Linked DNA regions of Homo sapiens: region 2 is linked to region 1. Evidence: read pairs that join two places in POLR2A ChIA-PET (ENCODE). Cell type or tissue: Panc1. All regions are shown on one strand. Links, peaks and the distances in the headings refer to the core of each region. The heading gives the core; the rest is flanking DNA. Region 1 holds the start of LOC105370534 (a long non-coding RNA gene). Region 2 overlaps SPTB (spectrin beta, erythrocytic).

Region 1 (14,906 bases), core at 6,069-8,568:
AGGCAGGAAATGAGACTTGGGGGAAGAGGTAGCCAGGACCAGAAATTAAAGTGTGACTGTGGTAATGGGAATATAAAAGTATCTGAGGTTGACAGATGGGAGAAAGGAAAATAGAGGCTACAAAGCAGAAGATTAGCACCTGAATGAAATGAACAAGTAGTGATGTAACATAAGAAAAACAATAAACAGAAAAATATTTTCTCTTATAGGTAACTATATAAAATAAAATTTGCAAAATCAATTTTATCTTCTAATAGAATTTTCTCTGGGGAAATACCCTGCCCCTATGGGTCTCTAATAAATATGTGATGTCCATGAGATATATCAAACAAACCATGTTGCAGTTTACGTATGAGATCACCTCTTGTAAAAGGAATTGATTAAAGAAAATCTAAATGTTAAAATGGCCCTAATTGCTGGCTCAGTTACATGTGCTAAACTACATCCCTGTGGTAAGATGAAAATTTTCCCTAAAGAGTGCAGTTTGACTCTCCTTTTAACACCTTCTTTCTATTTTTTCTTTTGTCTTATGCTGTCTTAAGCCAAGAGTCTGAAGTGATGACACAATGCTGATCATATCTATTATTTTCATCTTTTGTTGAAAGGAGCAAATAAGTGCCCCAGCCTTTATGGTAGTATCCTCAGACCCATTTCACAGATGGAGTAGAGGAAGCTCATCTGCTTGGTGAAGGTATAGGTCATTCTTTCCATTGTTTCAGGGAAAGTGTGAAATAAGAGTCTGTGGTTGTCATCACCTGATGTCACCTGCCTGATATGAATGAATTAGCAGCATTTCTGGGTTAACCCAGTGAATACAGGTGAGCCTGGCTGAGGACAGGTACAAAAGCACTCCTAGAAGTTCAGGGTCAGCAGGTTTTTTTCTTAGCTCAATGGGAGAGTTAGACTTTCTTCCCTTTAGGGTTCTCCTGCCCAACTTCAGGCTACTTCCCCTATTCAGATGATAAACTCAAGCCTTTCAAGCACATTTATTTATTTTTTGCTTTTTAAAACTTTATTTCAACATAACTATGCTTACAGAAGTACAGTCATATTGGCTAATAGAATGCAATTTAAGTTTAAACTTACCCTGTACAATTTGAATAAGAAACTTGGTACGTGGTTTAGGATTTTAAAAATGATTTGCAGTCTGGTTTATTTTTTATCTATTACAAATGTATAAAAGACCCTCCATCAAATTCTGCTAAAGAAGGCAGCAGAAACTTGAGAAAATTACCTTTGGTTTGTCTTAGAAAAAAAACAGGCATTGCACTGCTTAAGTTTATAAAATTGGTGCAAAAAAAAATTGTAATGCTTCAATGCCAATTTAGAAAGTTCAGTTACCAATGGATATGGAAATGGGTGTGAAGGAGCCTATATACACATGTGAAACTGTAAATATCTGATTTAGGTAATATTGCCTGTAGATTATAAATCTACACACACCAAGATTCATATAATTTCTCCAATCTGAATTAACACTATCTGTTCACTTCATCTGCTGAGGTCAATCAGGGAACTGGACACAGTAGTTGTTTTTCTGATGTATGCAAAAAAGAAAATGGAATTGTTTCGTTTGCTTTTCAGTCCAGAAGTCAGTATACTATGGGCAAGGTGTTCCTTCCGTTGTCAACATTCGTAGAGTGACAAACAATGAGGTCTACTTGGGTTTTAATTTGTATCAGCACTCATATCCAAAGCAGTCTCCAAAGTTAATGAACACATGACTTTAGAAGTGACTCCAAAAAATAAAATGGCCCTGCTTAGAAGATTAGAGCAAAACATTCAGCAATATTTATAAGAAGCCTTATCAAAAAATGCAGCCCCTTGTGAATTACACCTCAGTATTAAAAAGTAGCCCCCAAATAAGAAGTAGCTCTGAAAAACAAAGAGGAAAAAATGTAACTTAAAATATCTTAAAAACCAGCAGGGTGCAGTGGCTCACGCCTGTAATCCCAGCACTTTGGGAAGCGCCAAGGTGGGTGGATCACGAGGTCATGAGATTGAGACCATCCTGGCTAACACGGTGAAACCCCATCTCTACTAAAAAAAAAAAAAAAAAAAAAACTTAGCCGGGCGTGGTGGCGAGCGCCTGTAGTCCCAGCTACTCAAGAGGCTGAGGCAGGAGAATGGCGTGAACCCGGGAGGCCGACCCTGGAGTGAGCGGAGATCACGCCACTGCACTCCAGCCTGGGCGACAGTGCGAGACTTCGGTCTCAAAATAAATAAATAAATAAATAAATAAAAATCTTAAAAACCAATGTGAATATAGGTTCAAAAGATGATAGTTAAAAGAGATTCATTTTCTTAAGACTACCTAGGATTAAGACTTATAATGTATTCTAGTATTTCAAGTTTACCGCTAGTTACTAAACATAAATTTACAAATAACATATCCATTTTTTCAAACATATAACACTTAAAAGCAAGGGAATAGCCATTATTTCCCTCTGATTCTGTTTTTTTTGCTCTCCTCACTTTTTTTCAAATACAGATTATCATTTCCATATAAAGTTTTCACCAGGTATGTCGAAATCTCTTAAATGGTAGCTTCTGGGGAAATATTCTCTCTCAAATCTTGCATGGATTGGGGTGGATTTTTTAATATTTTATGTATGTATGTATGTATATAGAGATGAGTCTCACTGTGTTGTCCAGGCTGGTCTCGAACTCCTGGGCTCAAGCAACCCTCCTGCCTCAGCCTCCCACAGTGTTGGGATTACAGGCATGAGTCACCACAACTAGCCAGAAGGAATTTAATAATCAAAATGCAATTGGGTTTCAGATATTTTATTGTGGGTTTTTTCCCCCGCAATGTGTGCCTCAAGGACATAGTAAGACTTAGAGCAGACTTTTATTCTCTTTCACCTATATGGACTCTGAGAGGTAAAGGAGTTTGGAATTTTTAGAGAAACCGGGGAAGTGAGGAAAGGGAAGTCAAGAGACTTCTGTTTTGTCCTGGAGAATGGCTAGCAGATGGAGGGTTTACTTCAAGGTAACCCAGGCACAAAATCCATAGAAATCAAAAAACTTGGGTAGTGTTGAAAAGAGTAGTTTTGACTTGGAATAGAGAAGGGGTATATAGAAGCTGCAAGGAATATTTGGAAAATAACATGGTGATTTACAGTTAAAACATTAGATTTTAGTCCTCATTGTAACTTAATAATTCAAGGACCCTAAACAAGTTGCTTATTGGCTGGTCTTCAATTTTCTCATCTGTAAAATAATGACAATAATAAATATACCTACCTCATTGGCTTGCTTTATAAAATGATACACAAATGTTTTCGGTATATGTGTTTCTACATATGACTTAAGGGTTTTAAGAAAAGTAACTCTGGCCTTAAGCCTGAGGTGGTAGAAGGGAGGATAATAAATTAAGGAAGAGGACTGGCAATAACTCAAACTGCCCGATGTGTGAATGTGTGTCTGCTGAAGTGGATAATATGAGACTGTGTACTTTAACAAATTTGTACAAGGTGATTTGTGTGTAACTGGAAAAACTGAGTGAGCATGTTGTGTTGGAGAGGATGCCGTGGTAAAAGGGTCGTGTTAGGGAGGGAAACCACGGGAGATGGAGAAGGAGAAAGGCCAGGCTCCTCCAGGAAGTGGATTTGGAAAGTTACCTCAAGGCACAAAGAGAAAGGGAGCCTTCCTTGTAAGTGCTACTTTGGTTTCTACCTAATCACAGATTCCCAACCCTTCTAGTTCTTTGTACTTTTTTCTCTTTACAATATCCTCTTTGAGAACTAATGAGAGGGCTGGGAGTGGTGGCTCATGCCTGTAATCCCAGCGCTTTGAGAGGCCAAGGCTAACAGATCACTTGAGGTCAGGAGATCGAGACCAGCCTGGCCAATATGGTGAAACCCTATCTCTACTAAAAATACAAAAAATTAGCAGGGCATGGTGGCGTGTGCCTGTAATCCCAGCTACTCAGGAGGCTGAGGCAGGAGAATCACTTGAACCTGGTAGGTGGAAGTTGCAGTGAGCCGACATTGTGCCATTGCTCCAGCCTGGGCGAGACAGCGAGGCTCCGTCTCAAAAAAAAAAGAACTAATAAGAAAGTGCATAGCAAGGTTTGAGAGAACTGAGGTATATTATTAAGCAACTACAGTAGACAGCGCCAAGAACGTAACAATTATCATAAATCTCAGTATGTCACTGCTTTAAAAGCTCCATGATTCCCTATTGCCCTCAGGATAAAGACCAAATTCCTTCCTACAGCACCCACGACTTTTTAAAAGTTGGCCCAGTCTACTTCTGTAGCCCCGTGTCCTGCTGCTCCCTACCTCCCTTCCTGCTGTCATCCCACATTTCCTGTTTCTAACCTCACCAATTCCTCATGGCCCTCACCACACCAAAGTCCTCTTTCTAGCTTTTTGTGTGCTGCTCCTTCTGCCCAGAATAGCCCTTTGTCTCCTTATTGAATTCATATTCAGGTTCTCAGACATGGCTCAAACATCACCTCCTCCATAAAGATTGCCTATTAGTATCCCTTTCCAAGTACCTACAATAACAGTTTATTAATTCCCCTATTATAGTATGCGCAGTCAGCTCTTGACTGCAAACTTGAGAATCATGCTTGTTTCCCAGGATTTAGCATTATACCTGACACATAAGTGCTCAGTAAGTGTTTTTTGATTGATTACAAAAGCTGAACACACAGTTTCACCCTTCCCACCACCTTACTCCAAATTCCATAGCCAAAGGCAGTTACCATTCCACCTGTCTCATCTGGATTTTGCTCTGTTCACTCCAGGTCTTTGCTTTCAATGGTTTTGAAATTTGAGAAAGAAAACAAACAAACAAAAATTAGGAGAGTTTTGGTTAGAGAATAATACCTTTTGTTCTAATAAATTACCAATAAATTAATTGCTAAATCATGTCTTCATTCTGTGCCCACCAGAGGAAAGATTCTGCCTAAGACATGGATGACTCAACAAGAAGGACATGCCCTAATATCATCCAATTTAACACCTCCTTGTTCTCTAGGAAATGACCTATAAACTTAGCAGTTTGTTACTTCATTCCTGGAAGTTTAGCAACAGCCTCCTGACTTCAATTGGTTCTTTTTTTTTTTTTTTTTTGAGACGGAGTTTCACTCTTGTTGCTCAGGCTGGAGTCCAATGGCGCAATCTCGGCTCACTGCAACCTCTGCTTCCCAGGTTCAAGCGATTCTCCTGCCTCAGCCTCCCAAGTAGCTAGGATTACAGGCATGTGCCACCACACCGGTCTAATTTTTTACATTTAGTAGAGATGGGGTTTCACCATGGTGGTCAGGCTGGTCTTGAACTCCTGACCTCAGGTGATCCACCTGCCTCAGCCTCCCAAAGTGTTGGGATTACAGGTGTGAGCCATCACACCCGGCCTTCAATTGGTTCTATACACTATTTTATGTATCTCTTTTATAAATAATTGGATCCAGCTGGGTGTGATGGCTCATGCCTGTAATCCCAGCATTTTGGGAGGCCAAGGCAGGAGGATCACTTGAGCTCAGAAGTTCAGGACTAGCCTGGGCAACATGGCAAGACTCCGTCTTTACAAAAAATACAAAAATTAACTGGGCGGTGGGTGTGGGGGCGTGTGCCTGTAATCCCAGCTACTTGGGAGGCTGAGGTGGGAGGATCACTTGAGCCTTGGAGGTCGATACTGCAGCGAGCTTTGATTGCACCATTGCACTCCAGCCTGGAAAACAGAGACCTTGCCTCTAAATACATACATACATACATACATACATACATACATACATACATACATACTGGTTTTTGTCAACTTGGGCTGAAGGAAGGTAGTGACCCTTCACAGGCAAGGTGTCTACATCAGAGAGCATTTCATTTCAAAATTCAGAATGGTGCTCAAAATGTAAATATACCTGGAAGAAGTAATATGATGATATTAAAGCTCAGGAATTCAATTTCACTCATATAATGTTTGGGGTATCTGCCTCATGCCCACCTTTCACAGTCAGGGGGCAAGGCAAGAAAAACCAGTGATCACAATACAGTGTAATAACTGCTCTTCGGGATGCTCCTGGGGCCCAGATAAAGGGCAGCCTGGGAGAGGTCAGAGAGAGGAGAGGACACAGTCTCAGCAATGATTTTCCAGAAGTGTTGATCCCTCCGCAGACTCTTTAAGCTTAGACATTAGGGAATGTTGGGCAGGGTGTTCCCCCGACACAAGGACCAACATGTGCAAAAGTGCAGAAATGCTGAGAAACAAGTTTGTAAGGGGTGGTACATAGGGGAGGTTGCATTGATCTAAGTAATGTCACATCCTTTCATGAAGAGGATAAAGTTTTGACCCTTTAGTCAGGGGATATTGGCTTCATAGTTATGCCTCGGCCCAGCGCTTATGAAGGTTGTATAATGGATTTTAAATTGCTCAAGCTTCTTCCTACCATATACCAGGATCACATTTTCTACCAAAGTGGTGGTATGGAGACATACAAATGTGGACTCGCAGCCCGGCTCTGTGACTTATTAGCCGTGATGAAACACTGTGGGAAAGGTACTAACTTCTCTGTTCCCTTTCCCTCATTTGCAAAATGGGAATGCACCTTCTTCATGGAGTTGCTGTGAGAATTAAAGGAGAGAATCCACATTACACACGGTCTGACATATGTATTAAGTATTCCATAAATGTTAGCTATGATGAAGATGATTCCAATGGACCTAATAAAGATGTAAGAACAAGTGGCTAGTAATCAAGGGATGGTAATTAACTGCAACCGAATCCCAGAGTTAAGAAAAGTCTTAAGAAGTCACTTAATATACTCCTTTGCATCTAAGATCAATGCTTAAATCAACACTGTTCGACCCTACCTGCCACCAAGGGCTCTAACTATACTCAAGGAAAGATTGGGAGTAGAGGGAAAGGGTGAAAGAAAATCACAAGTAGAAAGAAGGGAATGAGAGATAAAGGGAAAAGGAAGCGGAATGATAGGACAAATGAGATAGAAAATACACTTTCGTGGCACATCTACTATTTAAGTTGCCTATTCCTGACTTCAATCTTCCAAGGCAAGTGATGACTTCATTCAAGTTAAAAAGAACCAAAGGAAGAACTGGGAACTCCAAGAGGTCAATATATCCAATAATTCCAGAGAAGTCCAGGTATTAAAAGATCATAAGTAGAAGGAAGTGTTAAGAGTCATCTTTTATCTTTTTTTTTTTTTTTTTTTTTTTGAGATGGAGTTTCACTCTTTTGCTCAGGCTGGAGTGCAGTGGCATGATCTCGGCTTATTGCAACCTCTGCCTCCCAGGTTCAAGCAATTCTCCTGCCTCAGCCTCCCAAGTAGCTGGGATTATAGATGTGGGCCACCACGCCCAGCTAATTTTTGTATTTTTAGTAGAGACAGGGTTTTGCCATGTTGGCCAGGCTGGTCTCGAACTCCTGACCTCAGGTGATTCGCCCGCCTCAGTCTCCTAAAGTGCTAGGATTACAGATGTGAGCCACCGCACCTGGCCATCTTTTATCTTTTCTAATGAGCCGTATGTGTGTGTGTGTGTGTGTGTGTGTGTGTGTGTGTGTGTGATGTTCCCTCACTGTTGCCCAAACTGGAGTGCAGTGGCGTGATCTCGGCACACTGCAACTTCTGCCTCCCGGGCTCAAGCCATCCTCCAGCCTTAGCCTCCTGAGTAGCTAGGATTACAGGTGCACACCACTTTGCCTGGCTAATTGTTGTTGTTGTTGTTGTTGTTGTTGTTTTTAGTAGAGACAAGTTCTCATTACGTTGCTCAGACTCTAAGAAGCTCTTTATCAAACTTGAGAATATTTAGAGAATCTCTAGACAGATTATTGTGCGTATTAAGACTACTGATGTTATGAGGGGCTCGGAGACTCTCGCAGATACAAGCAAAAATGCTAGACCAGACATTTACAGGTGAAATCTCTCTCTGAGAACCAAATTTTAGAGGAGTAGTCAAAGGGAAACATCCTTATATCATCCATGTACAAATCAATGAATGCTACTATCATCACCTATTTGGTAGGAGGAATTTTAAAAAGGCCCAAGCTGTCAGTAGTTTGAACAAAATGGTGTTCCCTTCTGGGGCTTTTCAACATCGACTCACACGCCCATGTGATTCTGACCTGCTACTCTTTTGTTGCATTATTTTGTTAAGTGTTTACTCCTGAGAGATGATTCTGTCCTAATTATCTCTTACCCACATGTCTTTCGTTTTTTAGTTTGTGTTCTAGTTCATTTTCAGAGCGTTCGCTCTCATGACTGCTGTCTTTCTTTTGGTTTTTAGATCTTCTTCCTTCTCTTTCTTTAGTTCCTGGTGGTTGAGCAGGGATAATGCTGAACTGGGGCCAGGTGTTAATTAAGCAAAATAAGTCAAGCAAGTCAAGACTTCCAAGCATTTGGTTTCAGGTAAGTTAACCACCACAGCATTTCCTTAGAAATAATTTTATTTTGATTTGATTTCTGTAAGTCCTCTGGTTGGGGCTGTTATCTTTCTGCTGTGTGACAAAGCAATGCAAAGAGGATGCGTCAAGATACAGACGAATGACATTATTCAGCAACAAGGCAACAGGGCAGAGCCTTGTGCCAGAGGCCTCAATCCAGTCCTCAGCAAAATCTTGAGGACATTTTTTGATGTCACTATCTGTTTCTGGGGACATAGAGGTTTTTGTCTTTTTGCCAGAAGGAAAATTGGGTAGTGAATTTTCTGATTTGAAGGTTTATTCCTAACCCATGTTTCATTCCTAAACAACAGAGTAAAGACATCATCATGATGAACAAACAACTTTTAGTGTATATTATGTGTAAGACGCTGGCCAGGCACCAGGAGAACACACAGAGAGAATACATAATTTATACTCGGATGATTTACTATCTTGAGGAGATTAGATATATGCATTTAAATACATACATACATTTTAACAAACAAATAAAAACTACCAGATAACACATACCAAGTGCCAAAGGGTAATATATAAGTAGGTTGACCATATGGCCCAGCTTGTCCTGGACAGTCCCAGTTCATACCTGTGGTTTCAGAGTAATTGTGACCCTTTTAACAAGCAAATATACAATCTGGATGATAAATTATATGGTCACCATACGTACAGACCACTAATCTAGGAATCAAGAGGAGGGGGTGATTATCAATGGCTGGGGCAGTGGGTGGTGAGTTCATGGAACTCGTAGAACTTGAGCTGGGCCTTGAAGGAAGAGTTAGGGCAGAGGCAAGGGGCAAGTAGTCTATACGAAGAAGACCAAGAACAAAAGCACCAGCCAGGCGTGGTGGCTTATGCTTGTAATCTCAGCACTTTGGGAGGCTGAGGCGGGCAGATCACCTGAGGTGAGGAGTTTAAGACCAGCCTAGCCAACATAGTGAAATCCCATCTCTACCAAAAAAAAAAAAAAAAAAAAAAAAAATTAGCCAGCTACTCAGGAGGCTGAGGCAGGAGAATCACTTGAACCCAGGAGGCAGAGGTTGCGGTGAGCTGAGATCGCGCCACTGCACTCCAGCCTGGGCAACAGAGTGAGACACCATCTCAAAAAAAAAAAAAAAAAAAAAAAGAACAAAGGCACCAAAAGGAACATGGGAATAAAGTACAGTCACTGCACTACTCCAGGGGACACTGTTCACATTATATTCTCTGTGAATAGTGTCCTCTGGAATGTGCAAGTGTCAGCTCTAAGGGTATGTCATATTTGGGAGCAATTGGAAAATTAGCTGGAGAAGAGAATTTGTGTAAAGGATTTGTGTGAGGTAAGAATAGAAATAAGTATTAGCTGGTTGTGGTGGTGCATGCCTGTAGTCCCAGCTACTTGGGAGGCTGAGGCAGAAGGATCACTTGACCCCAAGAGGTTGAGGCTGCAGTGAGCTAAGATCACGCTACTGCATTCCAGCCTGGGTGACAGAGCAAGTCCCCATCTCAATTAAAAAAATTTTTTTAAAGAATAAAAAGAAGTAAGAAGCAGATAGTGGAGGATATTAAATGCCAGGTTAAGATATGTAACTTTCATCCTATAGGTGATAGGAATCTAACTGAAGAGTTTTGAATAAGGAAATGATACCTACAACAATATATTTTTAAAAGAATAATATTCCCAATGAAACTGTTGAATGTATTAAAAGGAAAAGGAAGACGAAGGAGAAGAACTAGTTTCAAAACTATTGGGAATGCATAGGAGAGAAATGATGAGTCTGAGCTACAGTAGTGGCAGTGGGAAAGGGAAAGGAAAAGAGACTTGAGAGAATTTGCAAAGGCAGGATTGATAAGAGTTTGGTAACTGGCCAACAATGCAAGAAGAGGGAACAGTCAAGAAGGACTCAAGATTTCAAACCTGAGTCACTGAGAAAATGATGGTATCATTGATGAATGTGGAGAAGTTGAGAGGAGGGAGGACTTAACTTTGAGGGGAAAGATAAGCTCTGTTCTAGACAAGATGAGTTTCAGACATCCATTTGGAAATATCCAGTAGGAAATATTAAGTTGCAGCTGAGACAGGAGATCATGACTAGAGATGTGGATTTAGGAATTCTGTGGAGCATTGAATAATTGAATGAAAAAGTGTTTTCCTTCAAGATCATAAGTGGCAGACAGCCCAAGATTATCACTTGGGTTGCAATTTTATTGGTAGAGTAGATAGGAATATAGGTTGGAAACATAGCAGAAGAGATCCCAGAGGTGGAAGTAAAAAGACAGTGTGGTACGTCAAGACGGCAAAAGGAAAAGAACATTTCAAGCTGGAGAGGTTGGTCTACAGGGCCAAATGCCGGAAGGAGGTCAAAGAAGATGAAAATTGAGAAAATTAATAGTTTTTGGTGGTGAGGATGACGCTGTGGACTTTAGAGGGTATGATTTTATTGTGGTTTTATAGATGTGCTCCATGTTTTAAGGGTGAGGGATGAGTAGGTGGCAAGTCAAGGTAGATAATGAATGAAGGCTGATTTTGTGAGAAATTTGGCAGTAAAAGAAGAGAAAAATGGGATGAAAGTTCAAGGAATAGCCACTACTAAGAAAGAATTTTTTTTCCTTTTCCTGAGACTGGGTCTTGCTCTGTCACCCAGGCTGGAGTGCAGTGGCACCACCAAGGCTCACTGCAGCCTCAACCTCCTGGGCCCCAGCGATCCTCTAACCTCAGCCTCCCATGTAGCTGGGACTACAGGTGTGTGCCACCATGCCCAGCTAATTAAAAAAAATTTTTTTAGAGACAGTCTTGCCATGTTGCTCAGGCTGGTCTTAAACTCCTGGGTTCAAGTGATCCTCCTGCCTCAGCCTTCCAAAGTGCTGGGATTACAAGTGTGAGCCACTACTCTTGGCCAAGGAAGGATTTTTAAAAATATATATGATAAGGAGTTTATGTTACATGTTGGACTATAGATAGCCCTTTATTTGCTTAGAATAAATTCTGATTTTTCAAATTGCTCGCAGTACCTTTTTCCTCTGAATTCTATGCAAGAAGTTTACTACATCAAGGGAAGAAGAAAATACAGATAGGACAAGATCTGATAAAGGATTCAATAGTTACTTATCAAAAGATTAAAATGGACTTAATCTCCTTCATGTAGCTGGGGCCCTTTTCTATTCAGGCAGAAATTTAGGTTAGAAGAGGATATCTCTAAAATACTGAAGAAGATTTTTTGCTTGCTTGTTTTTTGTTTGCTTGTTTTTAGAGACAGGGTCTTGCTCTATCACCCAGTCTGGAGTGCAGTGGTGTCATCATAGCTCACTGCAGCCTCAAACTCCGGGATTAAACAATCCTCCTGGCTTAGCCTCCCAAAGTGCTGGGATTACAGACATGATAAGCCACTGCACCCAGCCTGTTTGTTTTTTTTCGAGAGTTTTCTAAAGCCCCCAGTGCACTCCCCAGTTTAAAAACCTTCAGTGGCCTACAGATTCCCCAGCCTGACATCCTCATGCTTTCCACTTTCCCAGCCACCATCGTTCAGGCCCCGGTTACTTCTCCCCTTGATGACTATAATAGTCTGTCTCCTATCTCTCTTCACTCTAGCCATCCTACATACTGCTGCTAGCTTAATTTTCCTAAAGCACAGTACTGATCCTATCTGTGCCTTGATAAAAGCCTTCAACGAATTACCATTGTCAACTGAATTAGGCACAGGTTCCTCTACCTGACTGTTAAAGCCAGCCACAATGTGGCCGTGGTTCACCTCTTCTGTCTTAATTTCTATACTTTCCATATATATAAACTGATTTACAGGCATAAAAATGTGTCACCTAGTCCTTCTATTTGGAGTGGCCATATGACATTTTCCTATTAAAAAACAACAAGTAATTTACACACAAAAGCGGGAAAAAGAAGGTGTGAGGGTCATTTTTGCTTGTTTTTTGAGACAGGGTCTCTTTTTTTTGAGACAGTCACTCAGGCTGCAATGCAGTAGCATGAACCTGGCTCACTGCAGCCTCAACCTTCCAGCCTTAAGTGATCCTCCCACCTCAGCCCCCTGAGTAGCCGGGACTACAGGCATGCACCACCATGCCTGGCTAATTTTTTGTTGTTGCTGTTTCTTAGAGACAGGGTTTCAATATGTTGCCTCAAACTTCTGGACTCAAGCAATCCTTCTGCCTCAGCCTCCCAAAGTAGTGGGATTACAGGCATAAGCCGCCATGCCTGGCCTTCATTTTTCATTTCCTGTTAAGTGTGATCTTGCTGTCTGAACCCTCTCCCCAGAATTTGCTTTGTAATTTTTATATGGCATTTAACAAATGCTGCCTTATATTAGAATCATTTGTTTCCTTCTCCTATCTCCACCCCACTAGAGTGAATGCAGCCTGAGGACAAAGACCATATGGTCCTCATCTCCGATCTCCGCCTTGCACATGGGGCATTCAATAATTTTTCTAAAATTTCCTGACTATATTGAAAAGAGGTTGTGGGTTGCCCTTAAATAACTCTGCCATTGCTTACCATTTCTCAAGATGTTCTTATCCTTTCCTATCAAGACACATGCTTTTTTTTTTCTTTGATGTAACACATGTATGTCCTTATATGGCTATACAAACATTATTTGTTGCATTTTAGGTAGCTAGAAGACAGGCAGTTTTTACTGTTTAATCTAGTTTATGGAATGCTCAATTGAAAGATTTACAAATATAAACTCTTACTAAATCTTTTAAAATAATAATTTTAATCATAACTCTACTTACAGAAGATTATTTTATAAATCAAGTGTTCTTAAACCAGGATGGAACTATATATAAAATTAAGTATTTGTGTATAAATGTATATTTTTCTCTGTAGAGAGGGTGCATAGCTTTCATTACATACAGGAGTTTGTTACCCAGAAAGAGTAAGAACCATTCTTATGAATCACTACTTCTACAGCAATGTTTTTACTTTGTCCTAACTCATTACTTGCAAAGGAATTTTTTAAAGTACCAGTAGTTGTTTCATAGACAACAGAACCAGTCAAAGAATCATTTAGGATAGTTCCTGATGCTACTTCCAAACCTCTACCTTGTCCCCACTTTGCTACCAGTCTTGCCTTCAGCTTAATTGAAGAACAAAATAATGAGATCACACACATGATGTACAAAGACCTCACCATCTGCCACATACATCTTCCTTTTCACGCCTTCTTTTGGAGGCCTCTGCTATTTTCACAGGAGATTTTTATCCAGATTCCCACTATGAAAATTCTTGTCCCTCTCCCTCTCCCGTCTCCCTCTCCCTCTCCCGTCTCCCTCTCCCTCTCCCGTCTCCCTCTCCCTCTCCCGTCTCCCTCTCCCTCTCCCGTCTCCCTCTCCCTCTCCCGTCTCCCTCTCCCTCTCCCGTCTCCCTCTCCCTCTCCCGTCTCCCTCTCCCTCTCATGCCGAGCCAAAGCTGGACGGTACTGCTGCCATCTCGGCTCACTGCAACCTCCCTGCCTGATTCTCCTGCCTCAGCCTGCCGAGTGCCTGCGATTGCAGGCGCGCGCCGCCACGCCTGACTGGTTTTCGTTTTTTTTTGGTGGAGATGGGGTTTCGCTGTGTTGGCCGGGCTGGTCTCCAGCTCCTAACCGCGAGTGATCCGCCAGCCTCGGCCTCCCGAGGTGCTGGGATTGCAGATGGAGTCTCGTTCACTCAGTGCTCAATGGTGCCCAGGCTGGAGTGCAGTGGCGTGATCTCGGCTCGCTACAACCACCTCCCAGCCGCCTGCCTTGGCCTCCCAAAGAGCCGAGATTGCAGCCTCTGCCCGGCCGCCACCCCATCTGGGAAGTGAGGAGCGTCTCTGCTTGGCCACCCATCGTCTGGGATATGAGGAGCCCCTCTGCCTGGCTGCCCAGTGTGGAAAGTGAGGAGCGTCTCTGCCCGGCCGCCATCCCATCTAGGAAGCGAGAAGCGCCTCTTCCCCGCCGCCATCCCATCTAGGAAGTGAGGAGCGTCTCTGCCCGGCCGCCCATCGTCTGAGATGTGGGGAGCACCTCTGCCCCACCGCCCTGTCTGGGATGTGAGGAGCGCCTCTGCTGGGCCGCAACCCTGTCTGGGAGGTGAGGAGTGTCTCTGCCCGGCCGCTCCGTCTGAGAAGTGAGGAAACCCTCTGCCTGGCAACCGCCCCGTCTGAGAAGTGAGGAGCCCCTCCGTCTGGCAACCACCCCGTCTGGGAAGTGAGGAGCGTCTCCGCCCGGCAGCCACCCCGTCCGGGAGGGAGGTGGGGGGGGTCAGCCCCCCGCCCGGCCAGCCGCCCCGTCCGGGAGGTGAGGGGCTCCTCTGCCCGGCGGCCCCTACTGGGAAGTGAGGAGCCCCTCTGCCCGGCCAGCCGCCCCGTCCGGGAGGGAGGCGGGGGGGGGGGGTCGGCCAGCCGCCCCGGCCGGGAGGTGAGGGGCTCCTCTGCCCGGCCGCCCCTACTGGGAAGTGAGGAGCCCCTCTGCCCGGCCAGTCGCCCCGTCCAGGAGGGAGGTGGGGGGGTCAACCCCCCGCCCGGCCAGCCGCCCAGTCCGGGAGGGAGG
Region 2 (14,906 bases), core at 8,030-10,529, 70 kb after region 1:
GTGGCTAAGTCCAGAGACATCCCCAGGCATTCTAACTCCAGATATACCTAACCACTACCCCCTACTGCCTGGTTCACGTCCCCGGATCAAAGTTACCTTAGTCTACTATTTCTGCCATGAAATCCCCTGCCTGCTACCCTCTGGCTCTTTCTGGAAACTGGCTCCAGCCCTTGCTGAACGAAGGAGTACTGCTACCATGTACTAGGAAACGAGATGTGGCGAGCATTTTAGAGTTGCTTGCAGACTATTTTAGCAATGACCACTCACTTCTCTGCACCTTTCAAATGACCTATGCTGGCTTATGTGTCCACCACCATGGCCCCGCACACGCGCCTTCCTGGAAATGGCAGGCACTTGGCAGCTCTTCTGCCCCTTGCTCTAGGCAAGCTCTTTGGAATCAGGCCACTTTAAGAAAGGAATGTGGTGGCAGTTACTTTGCAAGCAGCTCAGTGTGACTATTGGTAAGGCACTGACATGCCGTTCAGTGGAACTTCTGAGTAGCCCAGTTACTGTGCTCAGAACTGGGGGTGCTCTTGTCCCGGCTGCTTCCAGATAACATTTGCCGCGCTCTTTAACAGATATGAGGAGAGCGTTATCAAACTGCAACACCTTGGGGCACCTTCTGCAAGAAACCCTCTTCTGGTTCCATACGCGGGGGTTTCCCTTCTTTTGCAAATAGGTAAATGTGTGCTGTGTTAAAGAAAGACCCTTAAAAAATATATATATATATATGGGATGTCAGAGGGCAGCTGGGAGATTAGACGTAGACATTTCCCTCTGACTCTGCCACTGGTCTGTCCTGGGAACGTTACCCACAATGCTTTCCTATCTTCTCCATGTCTGTGTCGATTTGGGGGAAAAAGTGCTTGGCAATCCTCACAAGAAATGTGGATCTGACGCAGGCTAGAGACCCAGTGCATTCTGTGTTTTGAAATCTCAGGGCGTGGATTAGCTGTGACCCTGAAGAGCCTCCTGGGCCTCCAGTGCAGATCATCTTTCTTTCCTGTTGCCTTTCTTGATGCTCTTGTTGCCTGGTGTTGAGCTAGATGTGGAAGAATTCGTCTCAGATGATTTAAAAACTGTTTATAACCTTCCCACTCCTTTGATCTCCACATTCCTTCCTGCAGAGGGCTTGGGTCTGGCTGGGTTGACAGGGCAGTGATCACAGGAGGTAAGGGCAGGGGCTCTGACTCAGACTGCCTGCGTTTGAATCCTGGCTCTGTCATTTACAGGCTGATGTACTGGGGCAAGTCACTGAACCCTCTAAGCCTCAGTTTCCTGACCCATAAAATGGGGATAAGGAGAGTGGCTTGTACTCAGCGTTGTTCTGAGGAGTCAATGTAATGGGGTTTACAAAATCCAATGCCAGGCACAAGGTAAACTCTCAATAAATACACAATGACAATAGCTTCATAGCTGGAGAAATTTACTTTTAACTGGGTGAGGAAACTGGAGCACAGAGAAAAGCAGTTTTTCCAGCTGTGCCGATAAGAAATGTTTAAATTACCTTCCTGACTATAAGCTCCTTGAGGCTAAGGAACACATATATAACATCCCTTTGGGAAATATTTGGTTAATTAAATTGATGTTTATAATGGTACTGTCTTGTATGGCAATAGCAGCAAGTCGTACAGGCCCTATCCACCTCTCTGTCCTGTGGTCTCCTCCCTTGAGGACTCTGCTCTATTGCTGATCTCCCTTCTGTGTAGCCCAGTGTTGATCACATTGACAGACTCCAGAAGTAAGGAGCTCAGTAAGTGTGTGGGGATGGTGAAGGGATGGTGAAGAAAGGGCTCTGTGGGTCACAGCTCAGCCAGGTGAGGTGTGTGAATAGGTTCGCTCCTTCAGGTAGCAAGAGGCTTCTTAGAATAGCCTCATAGTTCTTTCTGGGAACTGGTCCACTGCAAGAATGAGTGCAGCTTTAATAATTCACTCCACAAGTTCTGAGGTTGCATCTTACATGATTTCTGGATTACGTATTTAACCATGCATTTGCGGCAGTCCTTGTAACTTTCAAGACTTTTGCTTTTTTAGTATTTATAAAAGATGCTTTGAGACCTTTAAAGCGTGAATCTAAACGAATGTCACAAAAAGTCTTTGCTCTCTTGGCTTTTGCTTTCATAAGCAGGAAAGGCTCAAATAAGGATGTTAGCCTCGTGGAGTATTCTCAATGGCCAGGAGAAAGGTGAGAAGTAGCTGATTCACTTGGAGGGATCCTAAGGTGGAAATGGACCATTGGCAGTCTTTCCCCATCTTCTGAAAAGGCACAGCTTTTCCTCTGAATGGGTACATCATGGAGCAGAGTATATAACAAACTCTCAGAAGACATGAGTTCAAGCGTTGGTTCTGCCAAGAAAGGAACTTGATCTCTAAGTCTTAGTTTGTTTAACTGAAACTGAAATTAATAGTACCTTTCCCACCTGTCTCACAGGGTCATAAGAGGATCAGGGAGAAATTGCAGGAGATAACTTTCTGATAGACATTGTTTACATAGACAATAAAGATCATCATTCCCTTTTATCAGCACCCAACTCAGATGCCATCTCTTCCATGAAGGCTTCTTTAATTTCTGTAGCTTAAAGTATTCTCTCTGCCTCTGAAATTCTATGGCACTTATTTATGCCTCTCTCTTGACACTTGCATAGCTCTATCTTGTTGTATCATTATTTGTACCACGTGTTAGGCTACCTCAGGAAAGAATTCATAAAATTCCATTATAGAACCTTGCTCAAGAAAACTCTTGCATTACTTAAAAATAAATTATAATAATTCTACATTTTTCTCATCAGAGCAGTTTATGGCAATGGGACTGCCAGGTGCTTCATAATTATTTGCTTTTAATCTTTTCATTTATGTTTATTTATAATTTTAGTTTTAATATGTTGCTTTTAGGTCTATCAAAGCATAATTTACATACAGTAAAATTCACTATTTTTAGTGTAAATTTCTATAGGTTTTGACAAATATATATACTTGTATCACCATCATCAAAATCAGCCTCCAAAATTCCCTCATGCTCCTTTCTGTCAACTCGTTTCCCCAACCCTACAATCCTAACCCCTGGCAACCACTGATTTATTTCCTGTCCCTATAGTTTTGCCTTTTCTAGGACAGCGTATGCATTTAATCAGACAGTGAGCAGCCTGTTGAGTCCAGCTTCTTTTGCTTAGCAGAATGCATCTGTGATACATTCATGTTGTGCATATATCAATTCTTGCCTTTTTACCACTGAGTAGTAGTCCGTTTTGTAAGTGTACCACAATCGGTTTATCTATTGTTTCCAATTTTTAGTCAGAATAAATAAAGCCACTATAAATATTTGCATAGAGGCTTTTATTTTTTGACAGAGTTTCACTCGTGTCGCCCAGGCTGGAGTGCAATGGTGCGATCTCGGCTCACTGCAACCTCTGCCTCCCGGGTTCAAGCAATTCTCCGCCTCAGCCTCCCCAGTAGCTAGGATTACAGGCACCCGCCACTACCCCAGGCTAATTTTTGTATTTTTGGTAGAGATGGGGTTCCACCATTTTGGTCAGGCTGGTCTCAAACTTCTTACCTCAGGTGATCCACCTGCGTCGGCCTCCCAGGTGCTGAGATTACAGATGTGAGTCACCACACCCAGCCCTAAATGTTTGCATAGAGGCTTTTATGTGAACATGTTTTCATTTCTCTCAGGTAATACCTGTCAATGCAATTGCTGAGTCATATGGTAAATATGGTATGTTTAATTTTATAAGAAACTGCAGAATTGTTTTTTTTTTAAAGCCGTTCTGATAGGTATAGAGTGGTGTCTAATTGTGGTTTTAATTTACATTTTCCTAATGACGAATGAATTTGAGCACACTTTCATGTGCTTATTTGCTATTATATTTCTTTTTTTGGTAAAGCGTCTGTACAAATCTTTTGCTCATTTTAAATTGAGATTTTTCTTATTGATGAGTTTTGAGTTTTTTATATATTCTGAATACAACTACTTTATCAGATACATGTTTTGCAAACATTCCAGCTAGTCCGTGGCTTGTATTTTCATACATTTTTAATTTTGATGGTCAAATTGATCAAATCTTTCTTTTATGATACCTGATCTTTTATGGATTATACTTTTAGTGTTTAAAATATTTTGCTTAACCGAATGCCACAAAGATTTTCTTCTGATTTTTTTTCTGGAAATTTTATGGCTGTAGGTTTTATATTTAGATCAATAATCCATTTTGAATTAATTTCTGTATATGGTATGTGGTATGGGTCAAGGTTCACTTTTTTTGCATATGGATGTCCAGTTGTTCCAGCGGAATTTGTTAAAAAGACTATCCTTTCTCCATCAAGTTGTTTTTGTACCTCTGTTGGAAATAATTGGCCATATATGTCAATCTATCTCTGGACTCTATTCCGTTGATATATATGTCTATCTTCTTGCCATACTATTCTATCTTGATGACTGTAGCTTTGTGGTAAGTCTTGAAATCAGGTAATGTAAGTCCTCCAGTTTTGTTCTTCTTTCAAAATGGCTTTGTCTATTCTATTTTCTTTGCCTTTCCATAGAAATTTTAAAAATCAGCTTGTTGGCCACGCGCGGTGGCTCACACCTGTAATCCCAGCACTTTGGGAGGCCAAGGTGGGTGGATCACCAGAGGTGATCCAGAGGTCAGGAGTTTGAGACCTGCCTGGCCAACATGGTGAAACTCTGTCTCTACTAAAAATACAAAAATTAGCCGGGCGTGGTGACAGACACCTGTAATTCTGCTACTTGGGAGCCTGAGGCAGGAGAATCGCTTGAACCTGGGAGGCAGAGGTTGCAGTGAGCTGAGATCGCACCACTGCACTCCAGCCTGGGCAACAAGAGCAAAACTCTGTCTTAAAAAAGTAAAAATAAAATAAAATAAATCAGCTTGTTGATTTCTCAAAAAAAGTTCTCCTGGGATTTTGACTGGCATTGCTTTGAATTTATAGATCAGTTTAGAGAGAAGTGACATCTTAACAATATTGATTCTTCCAATCCCTAGGCATGGTATATTTCCCTATTTATTTAGATCTTTGGTTTCTTTCTTTAATGTTTTTAGATCTTGCCCATATTGTCTTATATTTATAGGTAAGGATGTAATAGGCTGTAGGGTGCTGTTGTTGAGTAAATAGTTGAATTCATGAATAGATAAAAGTGTCAACCTACTTGTGAGTACTTGTCTTGATTCCATAATTAAATACAAGATGCTAGAATAGGGTTGGAAAATTTATCAAATCTCTTGGTTATGAAGAGGCCAGCAATGAGACTAAGAGGTCTGAGCCTCCAAGAGACAGGAAATCTGGGCTTCATTCTGACACCCTCCCCACCACTTTCTTTAACCTTGGACAGCTTCTTCTCCCTGCCAAGGGTCTGCCTCTTAGCACAAGTTGTACATTGAGAAGTTTGCATCTTTCAGGGATTCTCTGGGCAGAGCTCATTATCTCTGTAGCTGCAATAGACAGTTGCCTTTCTTGCATGATTTGAAGGTGCTGAATAGCCTGTCTGACCAGCCGTTTCTCACCCATTGGCCTGGTTTGGCTCCTAAATTTCCTCTCTCAAAAGACATACCTCCTTTGAGTAATGTATTATATTTCCATAGGCCTTTATTCAGATGTGTTCCCTGAGAGGGATACTCTGGCTCCTTAGGAAGGTGGATAGTTACATCTGTTCCATCCAATTAACATGTACTAATTGAGTACCTACCATGTGCAAGGCACTTTTAAGACCTCCAGGGTGAGAATGGCATCCTTCCCTTCAAGGAGTTTACAACGAAAGGAAATTAGGTTGTCAAAGTCAAGTTTGTTTCGAAGTAGGATGGCCGCTAGGTCTGAAGGAGCACTGCTTGGGTCATTCAACTTGGAGGTTAGGAGTGCAGGGATGCTTGAGGCAGGGACAAAGGAGAAAGAGGGTCACAGAAGGGGCAATGGGGAAATGACAATAAACCCCACCGACCGTACCCTTTTTTTTGTTTTGCCTTGACAGCGTATTGAGCAGACCCACAAACTCAGTACCGAGAGACACTGCATGTTATTTGTAAATAATACCCTGGGGCAATCTGGTACTATACAGTTTATACATTATTTTCATATAACTTCATTTAATCTGTGCAGCAGCTTTATGTGTTAGGTGGCGAGTGTATTAATTAGGGCACCCTAACTGCTCCAGTAAAGAACTCCAAAATGAAATTTTATTTTTTGCCCAAATCATAGGTTAGTAAATCAGTGTAAATAGAGGGGGAGGCTACGCTCCCAACAGTCATCCAGGACATTTGGTTCCTTCCACCTTATGGCCCCATCCTCTAGGTCCTAGGAATTTAGAGCAAAGAGTAAGAATTATGGGGAAGATTTTATGGCTAAGGCCTTGAAGTGGTGCACATCATTTCTGCTCATTCGACCTCACAGCCTCACCTAACCACAAAGGCAACTGGAAGATGTCTCCAAGCTGTGTGTGCAGAAAGCAGAATATTGATACTGGTAGACCCCACCAGTCTCTCCCACAGTAGCACGGGATGTTCCCCTCCTTTTACAGGTAGGGAAACTGAGATACAGAGTCATTAAGTGAACTATAGAAGAACACATCACTGCTAAGTAGGACAGGATTTCAACTTAGGTCTTCTGCTTAGATAGAATGGGAATAATAATGGCAGTAATAACAATAATATCTAACAGTTTGTGAGTGTGGGTGGGTATTCAATGGAACAATATACATAAAGGCCTTAGTATGTTCCAGATTCCCTTTCTAGCTCTGAGCTCTGCCACACAATCCTATAAAGAGCCAAATATCCCTCCTGAGCAGCAGAGCGACAGCAGGAGCTGGTAACTAGTGGCTGCCTGTCAGCAGAGCCCAGCACAGGGCTGAATCGACTCTAGTGGTAGAGTGCTGCTCTCCCTGCAGACCTGGGAGATTGTGCATACCAAGAACTGACTCTGGGCTGGGTGAGGTGGCTCACTCCTGTATTCCCAGCACTTTGGGAGGCCGAGGTGGGCAGATCATCTGAGGTCAGGAGTTCGAGACCAGCCTGACCAACATAGTGAAACCCCGTCTCTATTAAAAATACAAAAACTAGCCGGACAAGGTGGCGAGTGCCTGTAATCCCAGCTACTCAGGAGGCTGAGGCAGAATTGTTTGAACCCAAGAGGCGGAGGTTTCAGTGAGCAGAGATTGCACCACTGAACTCCAGCCTGGAAGACAGGGCAAGACTCTGTCTCAAAAAAAGAGAATGGACTCTACAGGGCCTGAAGAAGCTGGACTTAATTTTGCTCAATACCAAAGCTGCCTCTTGCAGGCACGTTCCCAAATGTTCCCAGAGGACAGCCCCACTGAGTCAGGCTAGGCATGCCGGCCAGGGATGAGAAAACCTCTAGCCAGCACCTGTTCCCTCAGGAGTCCTTGTGGGCCCAAGCAACTTTTAAAAGATGAATTTTCACTTAATTCTTTTGAAAGCTCTAACATGGATGAATAAATAAATTGGCACCCATAACTTATATATTATTTATAGGTTAGACTTTTAAAATAGCTCTTTTTGTTTGTGAGGCAAATATGTATGGATGGAAACCATTCTAAGACTGACATTTCTGTGACACGAGAAAGAAACTATAAAAGACTTCTCAACTAAGTAAGGTAGGGCTTCCCTGTCTGGAAGAGTTCTGCATGTGAAGCTGCTGCTTTTATCAATTTTTTTGGGTGAGGAAATTGAGGCATGGGTTGAGTCAAAGCTGTTCTAAAGGATTTCAAGATTTGTAGAGATTCGGGCCAGGCACGGTGGCTCATGCCTGTAATCCCAGCACTTTGGGAGACCAAGGTGGGTGGATTGCTTAAGTCAGGAATTCCAGACCAGCCTGGCCAACATGGTGAAACACCGCCTCTACAAAACATACAAAAATTAGCCAAGTGTAGTGGCATGTACCTATAGTCCCAGACGCTTGGGAGGCTGAGGTGGGAGAACTGTTTTAGCCTGGGAGGCAGGGATTGCAGTGAGTAGAGATCATGCCACTGCACTCCAGCCCGGACAACAGGATTGAAACGATGTCTAAAAAAAAAAAAAAAGATTTGTAGAGTTGGTAGGAGTTTGGGCCCTGTTGCCACTGCCCATCCCTTTTGCCACACAGTCTAGCAGGAGAGGAAGAGGTGGTTAACAATGTGTGGTTGAGCGTGGCACGGTGGCTCACAACTGTAATCCCAGCACTTTGGGAGGCTGAGGCAGGTGGATCATCTGAGGTCAGGAGTTTGAGACCAGCCTGACCAATATGGTGAAACCCCATCTCTACTAAAAATAGAAAAATTAGCCAGGAATGGTGGCATCCACCTGTAGTCCCAGCTACTTGGGAGGCTGAGACAAGAGAATCACTTGAACCTGGAAGGCGGAGGTTGCAGTGAGCCGAGATAGCGCCACTGCACTCCAGCCTGGGTGACAGAGTGAGACTCCGTTTTAAAAAAGAAACAAAAAACAAAAAACAATGTGTGGTTGAGGCAGAAGGAGTGACAGGGACAATGTCAGGGCATTGATGATGAATTCACGGTGCTACTGCAACATGCTATGCTTCCAACCTTCTCACCACCTTGACCTCCAAATGGGCCTCCACATGGTGTGTCCTCGGTGGGAACTGCTTTTATCCTCTTAAGGAGCAGCACTCTGCATTTCTCAGTTCTCATCCATTTATTCAACAAACGATCTTTAGCTTATTTCATGTACCTGGCATTATGCTGGGCTGTTGGGATAAGAAGAATGAATATGGATGGTCCCTGACCTCAGGTAGCTTACAGTCTGGGAGAGACAGAGAACTAGATTATGATGCTACAGTATGGCAAGTGCATTGATGAAGATGAGCATGAGAGTGATGGGAACACAAAAGAAACACCCCACCTCCACCTACTGCAGGGGATGGTGGTAGACGTGGGAGGTTTCTTTTCTTTTTTTTTTTTTTGAGATGGACTCTTGCTCTGTCACCCAGGCTGGGTACAAAGGCCCAATCTTGGCTCACTGCAACCTCTGCCTCCCAGGTTCAAGTAATTCTCCCACCTCTGCCTTCCTGAGTAGCTGGGACTACAGGTGTGCGCCACCATGCCCAGCTAATTTTTGTATTTTTAGTAGAGCCTCTGTTTCACCATGTTGGCCAGCCTGGTCTCGAACTGCCAACCTCAGGTGATCCACCCGCTTCGGACTCCCAAAGTGCTCGGATTATGGGCGTGAGCCACCGCGCCCAGCAGAGGTGGGAGGTTTCTTGAAGGAAATGAGGCTGGGCTGAGTTCTGACAGAGAAGAAGTTATTCTGTAAAGGAGCGAGGATTTTTCGGGCTTAGGAAACAGCATGTGCAAAGAACATGTCCAGAGAGAGCCGGGGACCTGAATGGAGTTCCTATGGCTAGATGTAGTATTGGAGAAGCTGGGGGGAAGGATTGGATGGAAATAGTAATCAGGGAGGGACTAGATCACAAAGGGCTTTGTCTGTGATTTATTATGGGTTTTAAACTTCCTTCTGAGATAGAGAAGAGCTGTTAAAGTACGTAAGTGATGTCGTCTTTGTATTCTAGGATGGCCTGTCTGGCCTCAGTGTAGAAAATGGGCTAGTTTAGTAGGCCAAAGAGCAAATATAGATACAAAGACCAGCAGAAACCACTAGACTTGAGAAGGCAGTGGCCAGAAGTGTGGGGAGCGGTGGAGATAGAGAAGAACAGAGATTGGAGAGATAGCAAAGGGGCTGGTGTGATGAGAGGGAAGAAGGGCATGGAGCATGATCTGAGGTTTTGGTTTGGGCCGCTGGGATGTTGACAGATAGGAAGCATGGCAGGAAAAATGGGAAAAGGATGAGGATAGATTCCACTGGGGGTTAGGGTGAACATGAGGGGCTTGTGGGCCTTCTTAGGTGGATGTTCTGAAGGCAGTTGGACACGATGGGTTCAGAAGATTTGAAAGTCATTAGCATAAGATGGTAATTCAAGTCATGGGAGTGAAGAAAATAGCCTAGGAACAGTGTGTAGACAGAGGAAGAAGTGGAGGGGCCCAGGAGATAACTTGGGAGCATCACTATTTAAGAGACAGGCCAAGGAAGAGTAGCCCACAGAGCAGGCAAAGGAGGAAGGGCCACAAAGTTAAGAAGGGAACAAGGAGCGTGTCTTGGAAGACAAAGGAAATGATTTCAGAAAATTTTGGAATGGCCAACAGAGCCTAATGATGCTAAGTAAGATAAGACCTGAAAAGCATCTCCTGCTTTAAGTAACAAGGAAGGGAGGTATCAGTGACTTTTGGCAAGAATAGCTTCATGGAGTGAGGGCGGAAGCCAGATTTCAGTGAGTTGAGTGACTTGAGGATGGGATGAAGAAGCTAGAAGCTACCATGAATATAGATAAGTACACTGTATCTATGTTTATCTCTGGAGAGGAGGGCTGAGGTCATCATACTTCTCAGTTCATCATCATTTTCCAGCCAAGGCCCTTCTCTGTGGTTGGTTGATGGATTGATTTCCTTTTATTTCCATTTTCCTTTTCTATTCCCTTCACTCCACCTAAAAACAACCATTTTTATGTGTTTAAGAGTTTTCCTTTAATTTGCATATGTCCTTGTATGGGTATTGGCTTACATGCATATATTTTTTAATTATGTAAATGATGTTATAGATCTCATTCTGTTTCCTGTGTATTTTGTTCAGCACTGTTTCTATGATCCTCCAGCATTGCCATGTGCCCTCCACGTGTTCATTCACTGCATTTTACCTGTCCCTGCCCCAGTGGTGGACGCACAGGTTATTTCCACCTCCCCGCCACCACAATCAATGCCTCAGTAAACATTCTTGCATATGTCCCCTTCTAGGCCCGTGTGAGCAGAGCCACACTTAGCCTGCCTGAGTCCTGGCAGACAGCCCGCCAGAATGGCTGGGCCAGTCCACACTCCCACCAGTAGTGCACAGGGCAGCCCCTTTCCACATCAGCATCTATATTCAGCATGACCCAGCTTGCTAATGTTTGCCTGTGGGGTCTCCTTGTTTTAATCTGCATTTCTCAGGTTACTCATGGGCTTGAGTATCTCTTCTTAGGGTTTTAGCTTTTTAGGTTTTCACTACTATGAATTACCCGTTCATGTCCTTGGCAACTTTGTCAATAATTTTGGCTCTGAAAGAAAGGAGAGAGAAGATGGTAAGAAGGAGTTTTGCTGAAGATAGGAAAGACTTGTGCATGTTAAAGTGAAGGCGGAAAAGAGAAAAAGCTAGAGATTCATGTTTCTCCCAGGATTTGAGGAATGGGCAGCAGGAAGGAATGCAAAGATCTGACCTCCCTTGGCAGTGACAGTGAGGTTGGTGGGGAGGAAGTGGCAGTGAGGTTGGTGGAGAGGAAGTGAGACTGAGGAGGGGGAGTTGGTGCATGGGTCACCACCAGCTTTCCCTGAGCCCATCTTGCCTGCCCCCTCCACTTGAGGGGGAAAAGAAGCAGTGGGGGATCTATGGGGTTGGATAGGAGGGAAAAGGCAACCTCACTCAGATTCTGAGAACATGTTATACATGTGTTTCTAAATATTTGAAAATTGTATTTGTTTTAAATTTTAAGGGGATGGGAGAGGTAGCTAAAATATCAGGGTATGGGATGTGACATAAATAAAGTTGTCAAGGCACATGACACCATGGTGGGGACAGGGGCCATGTGAACCCTCCTGACTAGAGCAGAGTTCACATAAAAGAGAGTGTGAGCTCAGCACCAAATGGTGCAGGGCTTAGAATTGGACTGTACTGCTGAAAGCTTACAGGGTAGGGGTGTGTCAGCATGAGGGGCCGTGCAGGAGGGACTGTGAAGGGGCTGAGCACGGACAGAGATGGACCAAGTGGGAAGAGATGAGGGCCTGAGTGAAGTAGAGCTTTAAAACATAAAGAAATGACGAACAAAAGACCCTTTCAGAGGCTTAATGACTGACCTTGGTGATGAATAAATATTGAATAAACACTCAATACATGTACATGGGATAACTGAGTGCGTGGGTCAGGGAATATGGTGGGATAGAGGGCTTTAAAAAGGCTCCAGAAGGCAGAGGTTGCAGTGAGCCAAGATCGTGCCACTGCACTCCAGCATGAGCAACAAGAGTGAAATTCCATCTCAAAAAATAAAATAAAATAATAATAATAATAATAATAATAATAATAATAATAATAATAATAAGACTCCAGAGTTTGAGATCAGGTCTGTAGGAACAGGATAATATTTATTGAGTACCTACTAAGTCCCAGGCCCAGTACTAGGCACTGGAGTACAATAATGAAAAAGGCAGACATGGCTGATGCCTATAAGGAGCCTGTGGTCTAGGCACTGAGAGGAAAAGAAAAAAAAAAGAGGAAACAGACAGATACATGAATAATTACAATTATGATAAGTTCTATAGAGTTAAGCAGAGTGTCAAAAAGACTGAGGCTAACAGAGCGGGGAGCTACCTTAGAGAGGGTGACCAGGGAGGACTTCCACAAGGAAGCGACATCTGAGAAGAGATCTGAGGAATGAGAAGGAGCCAGACATGCAGAGATGCTCCAGGAAGTGTCTGGGGCAGAGGGCATGGCATGCACAAGACCCCTGAGCTGGGGAGGACATTTCAAGTTTGAAGAACTGAAAGAAGGCTGGCAGGTTACCTATAGGGGGTGTGGGGAGATGATCTTGGAGAAAATGGGAAGGGCCTTAGGACCATGGGAAGGGGTTGACTTTTATTCTAGGTTCCAGTTGTGCCTAAGGCATATGACTGTATTTTACAAGTTTAATTTATTATTAATTGCCAATTTTATCAAAGTTTTTATTATACAAAATTTCAAGCGTGTATAAAAGTAGAATAGAATCAAGAACCCCCATAAGTAGATCACTCCAAGTCAATAAGCTGCTTCTTATTTTGCTGAAGCACATTTAAGCAAATCCCAGACATCATGTCTTGTCCCCCACTACCTTTTTGAGCATTGCAAAACAAAAATTCATTTTCTTACATAACCATAATGCCATGATCACATCTAACACAATTGACTAATTCCTAGGTACCAATCAATATTGAGTCTGTAATTCAGATACCCCTGATTGCCTCAAAAATGTGGTTTTTTAAATTCAAGATCCAAACAAGGTGCATTATATTTGATTATTACATCTCCTGAGTCTCTCTTGATTTACAGCAGTCCTCACTCTCTGCCTCTTTTTTGTCTGTTTTAAAGCCTCTAACTTGTTGAAGAAGCTGAGTCAGTTGTCTGCAGAATGCCCTACATTCTGGGTTTGTTTCTTTGCTTCCTCAAGTTGTTATTTATCTTGATTTCCTGTAATTCCTATAAATGGGAAATTAGCTCTAAAGCTTAATTATTAATAAATTCAGGTTCAACTTTTTTGGCAAGAACGTCATAGGTCATGATGTCCTTCATGTTGCACCATGTCAGGAGACACATGTGTCTAATTGTCCTGTTCTTGGTGATACTAAGATTGATCAGTGAGTTCAGTTGTTGAAAACTTGATCCCTCCATTGTAAAGTTCACCCATCAACCCATTATCTGATGGGTTTTTAAAATCTTTTCTGAATCAGTTATTACATTATAAATATCACTTCAGTGATGATGTCAAATAAATTATTCCAGTCTATTCTTGACTATTTTCAATGTTGAGACCTCACTACAATGTTGAGACCTCTACCTACCTCCTGCAGTTTTCATCAAAGAAGTGAGAAGTTACTATAGATATTCTACAAAAGTCCTCATGGAATAAGGGAAATTGGGCATCCAGCTTTTCAACTCAACTGCCATAAAATGTTACTTATTCTGAGAGAGGCCAGTGGCTATCTTGAAAGAAGTGAGTTGAGAGAGATAAGAGGAGGTAGGACTGGGTCACAAGTTTCTGTAAATGTAGATATTAAGCCCAAGAATCCCAATAGAGGATAATATTTGAAAACTATTAGGTTGCTACAAAAGTAATTGTGGTTTTTACCATTAAAAGTAATGGCAAAACCCACAATTACTTTTGTACCAACCTGATATGTATATGAGTATCATCTCTCCCCTCTCCTTTAATGGTTCCCAGTGGACATTTGCCTCTGTGCAGGATGTGAAGTGCTGATAGATACTGTTGTTATGATAGAAGGCTGATGGGCCAGTCCCTACATCAGAGCTGAGTAGCACCTGTTCCCCAACCAAATCCTGTAAGAACTATTGGAGCTATGATCCCATCCACCCCCACCCCTATTCCAGCAGCTGCAGCATAACTGGAGCCAGTTCTTGGTAGGAGATTTTTCCATGATGAGAGTGGACAAGTTGCGGCATGTAAAGCCCCTGCCGGGTGACAGAAACTGGAGTAGAAGTGTCTGGTAAAGGCCTCACCAAACAGCAGTCGACCAGAATGACCAGGATATTGCAGATGCATGGAGATCCCTAAGTAGCAACCATGGGTAGTAATCTTGGGACTTTAAGCACCCCAAACCATAGTCCATCAGTGATGCACTAATAGCCAGACTTGGTTGGGATGGGAGCTGTAGTGTGAAAAAGCAGAATGTGCTCTGGGGAGGGGAAGTGGCTTGTCCAGGAACTGCTGGTGGTGTCCATCGACTGGAAAGGTCACCCATAGGTGGCATGCTTATCTGGGCCACATCGTTACCCCATGGTACTGAAACTCCCTGGTTCTGCTGTCCTGGTAGCCCCATGCTCAGTCTTAGCCATATTGAGACTGAGCTGTAATTTCTAGGTGGAAATGTCTGGTAGGCAGATGGAGGTGCCAGACTAGAGCTTGAGAGTAGGGAGGAGGTTAGGGCTGCAGATAGATTTAGAGTAAGTATTCTGCACTGCACGTCTTATTGCTTCTCATTCTAGTGAGTGTGTGCACATGTGTTTTTGTGTATTTGACTATTCTTTAAGGTACCTGTGAATGTGCAATGCGATTATGATCAGAGGGAGAGGAAGGATGTTCCTTTTTTGGTGATGGAT

The links. ChIA-PET counts read pairs that join two places held together with the same protein. Peaks named below come from ENCODE experiments on the same cell type or tissue, not always from the same donor. Only the 100,000 strongest peaks of a DNase experiment are listed, where the experiment ranks them.
Region 2: POLR2A ChIA-PET joins it to region 1 with 18 read pairs; 14 of 35 experiments call an interaction of 5 or more read pairs at or near these places.

Annotation. Positions count from the first base shown.
Region 1 is chr14:64,895,537-64,910,442 of GRCh38, reverse strand. It overlaps LOC105370534 (a long non-coding RNA gene), which reads left to right and starts at 8,315. Exons shown (of 3, transcript XR_943942.3): 1 at 8,315-8,371. It also overlaps the pseudogene RPPH1-2P. In Panc1, for the core only: no CTCF peak of the experiment used is centred there; no DNase peak of the experiment used is centred there.
Region 2 is chr14:64,827,567-64,842,472 of GRCh38, reverse strand. The region is part of intron 1 of SPTB (spectrin beta, erythrocytic); the gene reads left to right. Among named protein-coding and RNA genes, the nearest start is that of SPTB, 45 kb to the left of the region's middle. RefSeq lists an enhancer at 10,595-11,094. In Panc1, for the core only: no CTCF peak of the experiment used is centred there; no DNase peak of the experiment used is centred there.